Linked DNA regions of Homo sapiens: region 2 is linked to region 1. The links are chromatin contacts, found by Hi-C or POLR2A ChIA-PET in ENCODE. All regions are on one chromosome and are shown on one strand. The core of a region is the stretch at or near the end of the contact, and the rest is flanking DNA. Distances in the headings are between cores, read along the strand shown.

The links. Hi-C counts contacts between places; a loop is a spot of excess contacts on that map. ChIA-PET counts read pairs that join two places held with the same protein, here RNA polymerase II (POLR2A).
Region 2: a loop to region 1 is called in a map with no recorded cell type, with 5 times the contacts of the local background. The contact joins two enhancer-like sites. A Hi-C loop is called at or near these places in 1 of 37 single-sample maps with no recorded cell type. POLR2A ChIA-PET finds 5 or more read pairs at or near these places in 1 of 52 experiments (activated CD4-positive, alpha-beta T cell).

Annotation. Positions count from the first base shown.
Region 1 is chr2:11,805,150-11,809,479 of GRCh38, forward strand. It overlaps LPIN1 (lipin 1), which reads left to right. Exons shown (of 21, transcript NM_001349206.2): 17 at 1-7. Among named protein-coding and RNA genes, the nearest start is that of MIR4262, 30 kb to the right of the region's middle. Within about 2 kb of position 2,152, at least 2 of the 41 ENCODE cell types and tissues checked have a DNase peak (open chromatin) inside an H3K27ac peak, as active enhancers do.
Region 2 is chr2:12,928,343-12,932,480 of GRCh38, forward strand. No RefSeq gene overlaps it. Among named protein-coding and RNA genes, the nearest start is that of MIR3125, 190 kb to the left of the region's middle. Within about 2 kb of position 1,634, at least 3 of the 41 ENCODE cell types and tissues checked have a DNase peak (open chromatin) inside an H3K27ac peak, as active enhancers do.

The DNA.
Region 1 (4,330 bases), core at 902-3,401:
TGAGCCAGTGAGTACAGAGTTCCTGTTTCCCGCCTCCTGTGAACGCTGGTGTGTGCACCGCACTCTGCATATGGAATCTTTCCTGTCCCAGCACGGGGTGACTTGCAGAGAGGGCTGCACCTCAACCAGGGAGGGGCAGTGGGGGTCAGGGGTAGCAGTGGAGTCCAGAGTGAAAGTGAATCCCAGCAACTCCAAATTTGAATTCAATACCAAGAAACAAGGGGCGAAGTATAGGGGAATTGATTACTAGGAGAACACAGATGGTGGCAGCATTAGGGGTGAGACTGAGGTTTAGTTCATCCCGAGGGATGGCAGAGGTAGCCAGTTGAAGAAATAGGAGCTTATATGTTATATATGCCAAGTGATTTTCTGTAGACTAAAAAGTTGCAGATTCCAGGCAAGTTTTGGCGGCGTTGCAGACCCTGCGAGCCAACCAGCAGGGCACATCATGTCTACCTGGTCTGTGGAGTGCTCCAGCAAGTGGCCCAAAACAGAACAGTGCCCACCGTGGGACCCTCAGCCCCAGACATCAGATGGGAGAGGGGTTCTCCGACTGCTCTCCTGTGCTGGGTACATGGGTTACTTCACTTATATCTTACAGAGATTCTGAAAAGCACATAATATCATTTCTGTATTTAGATGAGTGAAATTAACTAGGAGAACTAAAGTGATTTATCCAAATTCTCATTGCTCTCGTCTGCCTCCAGGGTTCAGAGCCCTGCAGGGATTCTCCATGCCCCGCCCCTTCCGAAACACCCCCATTCTAGCTTGCCAGGCCCAAGCCTCTCTCCCGCTCAGTCATGCCTCCTCCAGCCTTTTGTGGCCTAGAGTCTCCCATGCGAGTGAAATCTCCCCCTCCACAGCATTCTGTTCTCCAGCCAGTTAGAGCTGGAAGGTGCCTCTGCCTGAATCAGGACAGTGCGGTCTCTCCGTGGGTGAGGTGGGTGAGCAAGTTACATTCACACTTAGTGAGTGTCAAGATAGTGTCAAGACGGAAGTGTCAGGCCCATGGTTCCCAACCTTGTTTGCTCATCTCTAGCCCACAGTGGTGATGGTAGGGAATGGGCCACCATCCAGAGCTGTTTCTAGAACTCTGTGAACACAGATGAATGAACTGTATTTCCCTGCCCTGCATCCGTTCATCCATCCAGCATTCCTTGAGTGCCTGTTAGTGCCTCATCCTAGGGCAGGTGCCTGGGATTGCTATGAACTAGGTAAGTCTCTGACCTGGGACTTTATGATCCAGTAGAAAAATGGCGGCTTGGAGAGAGAACCTTAATCCTGGTGGGATTAAAAGCTTCAGATTTTGTTGGGCACATGTCGATAGTCCCAGCTATTTGGGAGGCTGAGGCGGGAGGATTGCTTGAACCCAGGAGTTCGAATCCAGCCTGGGCAACATAGTGAGATTCCCCCCCATCTCTCTAAAAAAATAAGTATGTACATTAAAAAAGCTTCAGATGTCATCTTAGATGCCCAAGCTCATTGGTTTGACTTTACTTTTCTAGATTTCATCTTTAAAAAATTATTAATACAAAAGTTATGCATACTTCTTAAGACATAAAAATACTAATAAAAGAGGCTGAGATTATGGAAACAGTAAAGCGCAGAGGTTGTATCACCCTCCTGCCTGCCCTTGCTGCAAGCTATTCCCTTCCTTAAAAGTAGAACTACTATGAACAGTTTGGTTCTATCTTGCTGAATTTCAAAAACTTATTTACATCCCCACACACATACACTCACATTATTTAATTATTCATCATATCTTTTTTGTTTCATTTTATGTAATATTTACCTTACTCTTTTTGCTACTGGGCAGAATCCTGTCGTCTAGATACACCATACTTTCTTTAACTCGCCCTCTATTGATGAACGTGTAGGTAGTTGCCACTTTTTCCCCTATTGCCAACAGTGATGCAGTAAGCGTTCATAGACAATGCTTATGATATATAATGCATGTATAAATAAATAAAGAAGGCACACACACTTAGGGAAGTCCCGCTGTAAAGTAGATTCCCAGGAGTAGAATTGCTGGGTCAAAGGATGAGCACATTTAAAGCTTTGATCAATATTGCCGAATTGCCCTCTCAAAAGGTTATCCCAGTCTGTGCTGCTGTAGGTGGCGTATGTGCAGCGTCGCCTCCCCACAGCCTCACCACGGGCTGACCTTTCATTTAGAAGGATTAATCTACTCATGAGGTGCCTTGACTTGTGTGACACTGAAAATTGCATCTATTTTTAGTTGAAGGAAAGAAACCCTCATGGGTCAGGATGTTGAGTAGTGCACAGCTGATTCATTTGGTTTTTGGAACATAAATCTATTTCTGTCCTTACTGTAACATTAAACAAGCCCTGTTGCTTTTTAATTTTTTTTTTTTTTTTGGTCTTGATTTGTCTCTTGGTTTTCTCAGAAGAGAGATCTTCTTGAAAAATAAAGCTGTGTGGCTTACTGAAGAACCCCTGACCATTCTTTTCTTTGATTGGTTGGTTTAGAATGAGTGAAACCTGTTTGTCTGGACCCGCAGATACTGCCCGGAGCATGATGTGACGTGGAGACCCAAACCTTTGCCTGCTCATTGAGTTGGATATGTGTGTTGTCCGCGCACCCAGTCAGGCCTGTGTGATTTGCAGGATGGCCAGGGCTTCTGAAAACCCATCTTCAGGGCAGCTTTCTACAACCTTCAGGGCTCCCTGCTCAGCACTGTAGGAGGAGGTGCCAGCTCCTTGATGTGGCATTTGAAACCTGGCACTTTCAGGTCCCAGTCTTCTGCCAAGCCCTTATTTTCAGCTGCTGTTTCTCAGCCCTTCCTGCTCTAATCCAGCGACTCTGTTCCTCCTCTGCACTCCATTCCCTTCTTCCTGCCTTTGCTCATGTGGCGGCCTCAGCTTGACATGGCTTCCCCTCTGATTTTCGCTTCTCCATATTTTTATAGCCTTTAATGCCTGGCTCAAATGCCACAGTCCTCAGGCCACAATCTGTGACCCTAGTCAGCTCTGGTCTCTTCCCCGTCCCCGGACTTGCTGGACTCTATGTGGATATCGGAGGGCTTGGGCCTGGCTTGTTGGCCTCGGTCCCCATCATGGAGGACAGTCTGGACACGATGGCAGCCTCCAGAGCCAACCACTGATGAAAGTAATTCCCATCCTAGCAGGCTCTCTCAAGCCTCCTCACACGAGGGCCTTAGCAGCCACCACTGGGAGACCTGTCAGGCTAAGAATTGACCAAGGCTTGTGACCCACTGTTCTAGTGACTCCCATCATACTTTTGAATCTGTATTGTGATTTCTAGAGAAACAGAGAAATGATTCTCATGCTAGGGTACCAGGGAAAAGATGCCGTTTACATGAGGGTTTGTGGACTTTTTCCTGATTTTGCTTCCCTTAAATTTGGGTACGACTTACATTTTATGCACTGTAGTATTTGTCTAATGAAAAAGCCAATCTTCAGCTGGGCACAGTGACTAACACGAATAGTCCGAGCACTTTGGGAGTCCGAGGCAGGTGGATCACTTGAGGTCAGGAGTTTGAGACCAGCCTGGCCAACATGCTGAAACCCCATCTCTACTAAAAATACAAAAATTAGCCAGGGATGGTGGTGGGTGCCTGTAATCCCAGCTGCTCGGGAGGCTGAGGCAGAATTGCTTGAACCCTAGAGGCAGAGGTTGCAGTGAGCCGAGATCGCACCATTGCACTCCAGCCTGGGTGACAGAGTGAGACACCATCTCAAAAAAAAAAAAAAAAGAGAGAGCGAGAGAGAGAGAAAAAGCCAATCTTGCAGTTAGCCACTTGCCTGAAACAACAGTGAATAAGGACAATTTTGTTTTCTGCTGAATTTAATGACTTGTTTGGATCTAGTCAGCCCATGAGGAATGATCCATAAGGCTAATTGTCACCTTGTTCATAGAGAGGGTATAAAGCTGGCTTGAGTATTGATGAAACAGAACAAATGCAAATGGAAGATACAGGAACCCCTTTCAGATTCAGGTGCATTCAAAACTAGAAGGAAAGTCAAGAAGGACTGTTGCCTAAAAGATCTAGATCATTCAGCTAATGGGTCCTTTGAGGCCTAAATTTGGGCAATAATTGTTTGAATTTTTGACCTTATTTCATACATGCTTTTATATTCATGTAACCAGAAGCCAGTGTCTTTGTGACTTAGAAAAAAGAACACTTACCGTGTTTCCCGAGGTTCGTTAGCTCCGCTGGGGTCTAGGTATGCGGTGTCCCAAGCCAGTGGACTGAAAATGAGAGGCATCTGTAGCAGACTTGTTAGGGTCTTTTTTTTTTGGAGATGGAGTTTTGCTCTTGTTGTCCAGGCTGGAGTGCAATGGCAT
Region 2 (4,138 bases), core at 384-2,883, 1.1 Mb after region 1:
TAGAACCAAGACAGTGGAGATATGTATCTACTTATAGAGTCATTCTTTTACAGGCGCGATGACTCATTTATGTGGAAAATGTGCCCAGGAGCTATGTCTAAATCTGTGTTCTAGTCATCTCTATAGAGCAGAAGTTTGTGCATTATCTTAGGAAGCCAGGCTTAATGAATCTCCCTAGAAAGCTTTGGAGATTCTGCGAGGAGTCCTCCATGGAGGTCAGAGATATAGAAAGCTCCGTATTGCTATTCCATATGCCTGTTCACCCTTCCTATTAGGAGGCTGGAAATATAATTAGAAGACAAGCACCACAGATGCTGCAGTTTACAATATCCAGAAGAAACTGCCGAAATGGGTAAGACATGAAAGGATAATTTTGCTTATACAAAATAGCAGACTGCAAACTAAAACCAAGAAAAACAAACAGGCAGATGGGAAGAGTGGAGAAGGCACTGGCACAGCTGTGAGCAGGATTTAGACACCCAGATGCAACATAATTTGGGGGGAGGGGTGGGAGAGGAAGAGCATCTGAAAGAAAATTAGAATCACAAAAGATGCTGAAGAATAATGAGTTTCTCATCTCTCCACCTGCAGGTTAAACTTTTTCACCACTCCCTAATACCGTGGTTGCTGAAAGTCATTTCCTGGGGGATGGAAGAACAGGACTCTAGGACGGAAAAGATAAATAGACGTCATTCTTAGCAAAAAAGGCAGCAGCAGTAAAATCAACAGCTATGGTTGTGATGGAAGAAGAAAGACATAACCATTACCCAGAAGAGGGTGGATAGTAGTGTTTAGTTTTATTATTAGCAGCACTATTTACATAACAGCACATGTGCATGCCTGCCTGTCCATATAGAGCTATGGGCTTGGGGTGGGGCAAGAGAGAGTCATTGCTTGTAGAATTTCTACTAGGCAGTAGCCACTATGATGGAAACTACACATATCATCTTCATTAATTCCCCGCTTTCCCACAACAGCAACAAATTAAAAAAAAATCAATGATGTATTGTTTTTCCTGTTTGGGGGGATTAGGAAACTAAAGGACCAAGGGGTAGGAGCCAGGATTTAAATTTAGATCTTTATGATGCCCTAGAGGGTATTCCTCAACCACTTAAGTACAAACACAAAGCAAAGTCATCAGAAAAAACATTTCTGTTATGTAAAATCAAACGTAACACCAAAAGGGAGCAGCAATATGTTCTTTAGCAAATTGTGACTCAAAAAAGAAGAAGCTTCTGTCAGCCAAGGGAGATTCAGCAACTGGGTGCTTAGCTCTGCCATGCCACAGAGCACCTCTTCGCTTCTCTAAAAGTACTTAAAAAAAAACAACTGGCTGTTTATGCATTTTTATTCTCACTATGTTGTGAGCCCCTGCAGGACAGAAATTGGACATTACTCATCCATATATGCCCAGAACCCAGTAAAAAGCCTAGCCCTGCGTAGAGCTACTACGTGGCTGGACTCTAGGAGTCCCCACTTAAATACTGGTGTTAATGTGAGTGATGGAGGCAGGGCTGTGCTCCATAGGAGGCCCACAGAGAGCAGGTGTTCCCTAAATGATGACAGAGGGATGGGCTTGTTTCAGCCAGCCAGCTTCTAAGAAGTTTCCAGTGAGATCGAACTGCTCCTTCCCCTACATTTTCAGGGCATTCTATTTAGTATGCACCTTTCCCCCTTCCTCCACCCCACCACATTCTCATCACAGTTCTGTGTGTCAGAATGATGTTTATCCCTAAGGCTATTTATGGGCATGACTGGATTTTATCTTAGCTTCCTTGAAGTGGCCCAGTCAAGTGAAATGAGTCTGCATTTTAAACAAAATAATGTGCTTCTTTCTAAAACAAGATTTTTTAATCTATAAAATATAGCTCATAAAACCCTTTTCACACATAATCTATGCTAAGTAATATCTTTTTCTTTATTGTCTATTTCATTCCTCCCTCCTGGTGGGCACACCATGAGAGAGTTCCTTGAACGGGTGTGTCAACTGTTTCCCAGTGGCAATAGGGCCGTTCTGCCTGTTACTGCAAAAAATGAGGTAGAGTTCCCATATCTTGGAGGATATATCTCTTCATGGGAAGAGAAAAATCCTAGCTCTGCATTCCAGCTCATGGGCTGTGTGCACCAGCTATTTTGGGGAAGGGGAAAGCCAGTCTCACAACACTTTCCCCAGAGAAAAGATGCCAATCTCAACATTAACCATTAGGAAACATCATTAAAGCAGATGAGAAATGGGCTGCGGACATTTTTATGAGCCCAAAATACTCTACTTGGAGGTTTTATGGAGACCACAGGAAGCCAGAGAGACAATGACATCCATACCCTTTTTTTAGAGTCTGCTGAGCTGAGGAACAATCTCTGTGCTCCATAGAGTGTGTTTTTGCAAGTGTAAATTACCATTGGGGGCCATGTCAAAGTAAGCCTTTTTCAGAGACTTGTGCACCTGTTGGAGATAGAATGCTCTAGGCCAAGTAGTTGTGGGCTTACTGTCCATATCCATCCAGAGTTGCAAAGAAAATACTTCCTTTTGATTCCAGGACAGTCTTGGAATTAGTCTTTAGAGAAGGCTATTCTGCTTAAATCTGCATGGTTGCAACATTGCACCAGTAATCTCTATATATTGGTTTTCTTATTTTTTCATATGACAAAATGAAGCTCAGAAAAGTTGAGAAACTTGCACACACACACAACTAGTAAGTAAAGGAATCAGAATTTGACTCTGCATGTTCTTCCTTATGGCACCACCTCCTTATCCAAGCCCAAAATGTAGATTTAAGGCAGGGACAGGAAAGAGGGTGTGCATACAGAAGTGGCCCCAAATGAGGTCTCTTGGGTCTTTATTTAGGGCAAGCTCAGCAGAGATATTTTTTTCTCTGTACATCAGGAATTGTGTTTTTAAGGCATTAAACCACACAGTGAAAATAGGAGAGAGGTGAGCAAAGTCCTGGCAGGTTGCTCTCTGCCTTCAGTAATGCAGTTGTGTGTTTTCCCGGGAGCCCTAGAAGAGGGATGGGGAAGATGGTCCAGAATAGTCCTGAATTGTAGAGCTTTCCTATTTATACTGACATCTCGTGGTAGTGCTGTGTGACTGCAATCTGCATTGTCTTGGGAGCCAAGCATTCAACTTTACCAATATTCATTTTACTCATTCGTGAATTAATTGAACCAGAAGTTGTTACTAAGCACTTGGTATTTGCCAGGCACTGTGCTAGACACTAGAGAATACTATGACATGCTCACAGAAAGATCCTGGGAAAGACCAAATTGGAAACTCTTAAAGGAGCTCAATGCTTATCAAAGCGTTAAGAACAACAACTAGTGAATGTAGGTGGCAGAGTTGGCCAGGTACTTAGTAATGGTGGTACTATGTCCTCTGCATTTATCATCCCATTGAATCTTCATAATGATCCTCACTGGTGAGTATTCTCATTCAGATTTCAGATGGAAGGAAACTAAAACTATAAGAGGTTATTTAAAACACCCTAGTTTAAAAACCTCCTAAGCAGTGAAGTTAGGATTTGAACTCTGATTTTTGAGATCTCACAGCCAGAACTATACTTCTCTGTGAACAAACAGCAAGAAGAGATTAATTCCAATGGTCAAGTGTCATTTGAAAAGGGCTTAAGTTTATTTGCACGAGATTTAGCCCATGACAATCATGGGTATCAGACTTCCCAGATGTCTACTAGTTAAATGAAACTAGGTCTGTTCAATTTAATTTAATTTAGCAACCAAAACCCTACTGCTAACATCTTTGTGCATATGTTTCAGTTGGTCTTCTTCTATAAACTCGTAAATACATGAATATATAAACAAAAAAGGGAATCATACTGTATATGCTGTTTGTAACTTTCTTATTTTGTCTAATTTATTAGCTTCCTATTGCTAAACACCAACTTATCACAAATTTAGCTGAAAACAACTCCCATTTATCTCATAGTTCTGCAGGTCAGATTTCCAGGCAGGCTCGATTGGATTCTCTGCTTAGGATCTCACAAGGACAAAGTCAAGATAATGTGCCCAGCTGGGCTCTTATCTGGAGGCCCTGGGGAAGAATCTGCTTCCAAGCTCATTCTGGTCTTGGGCAGACTTGAGTTTTTTGTCACTGCAAAACTGAGGACCTTTTTTATTCTTGCTG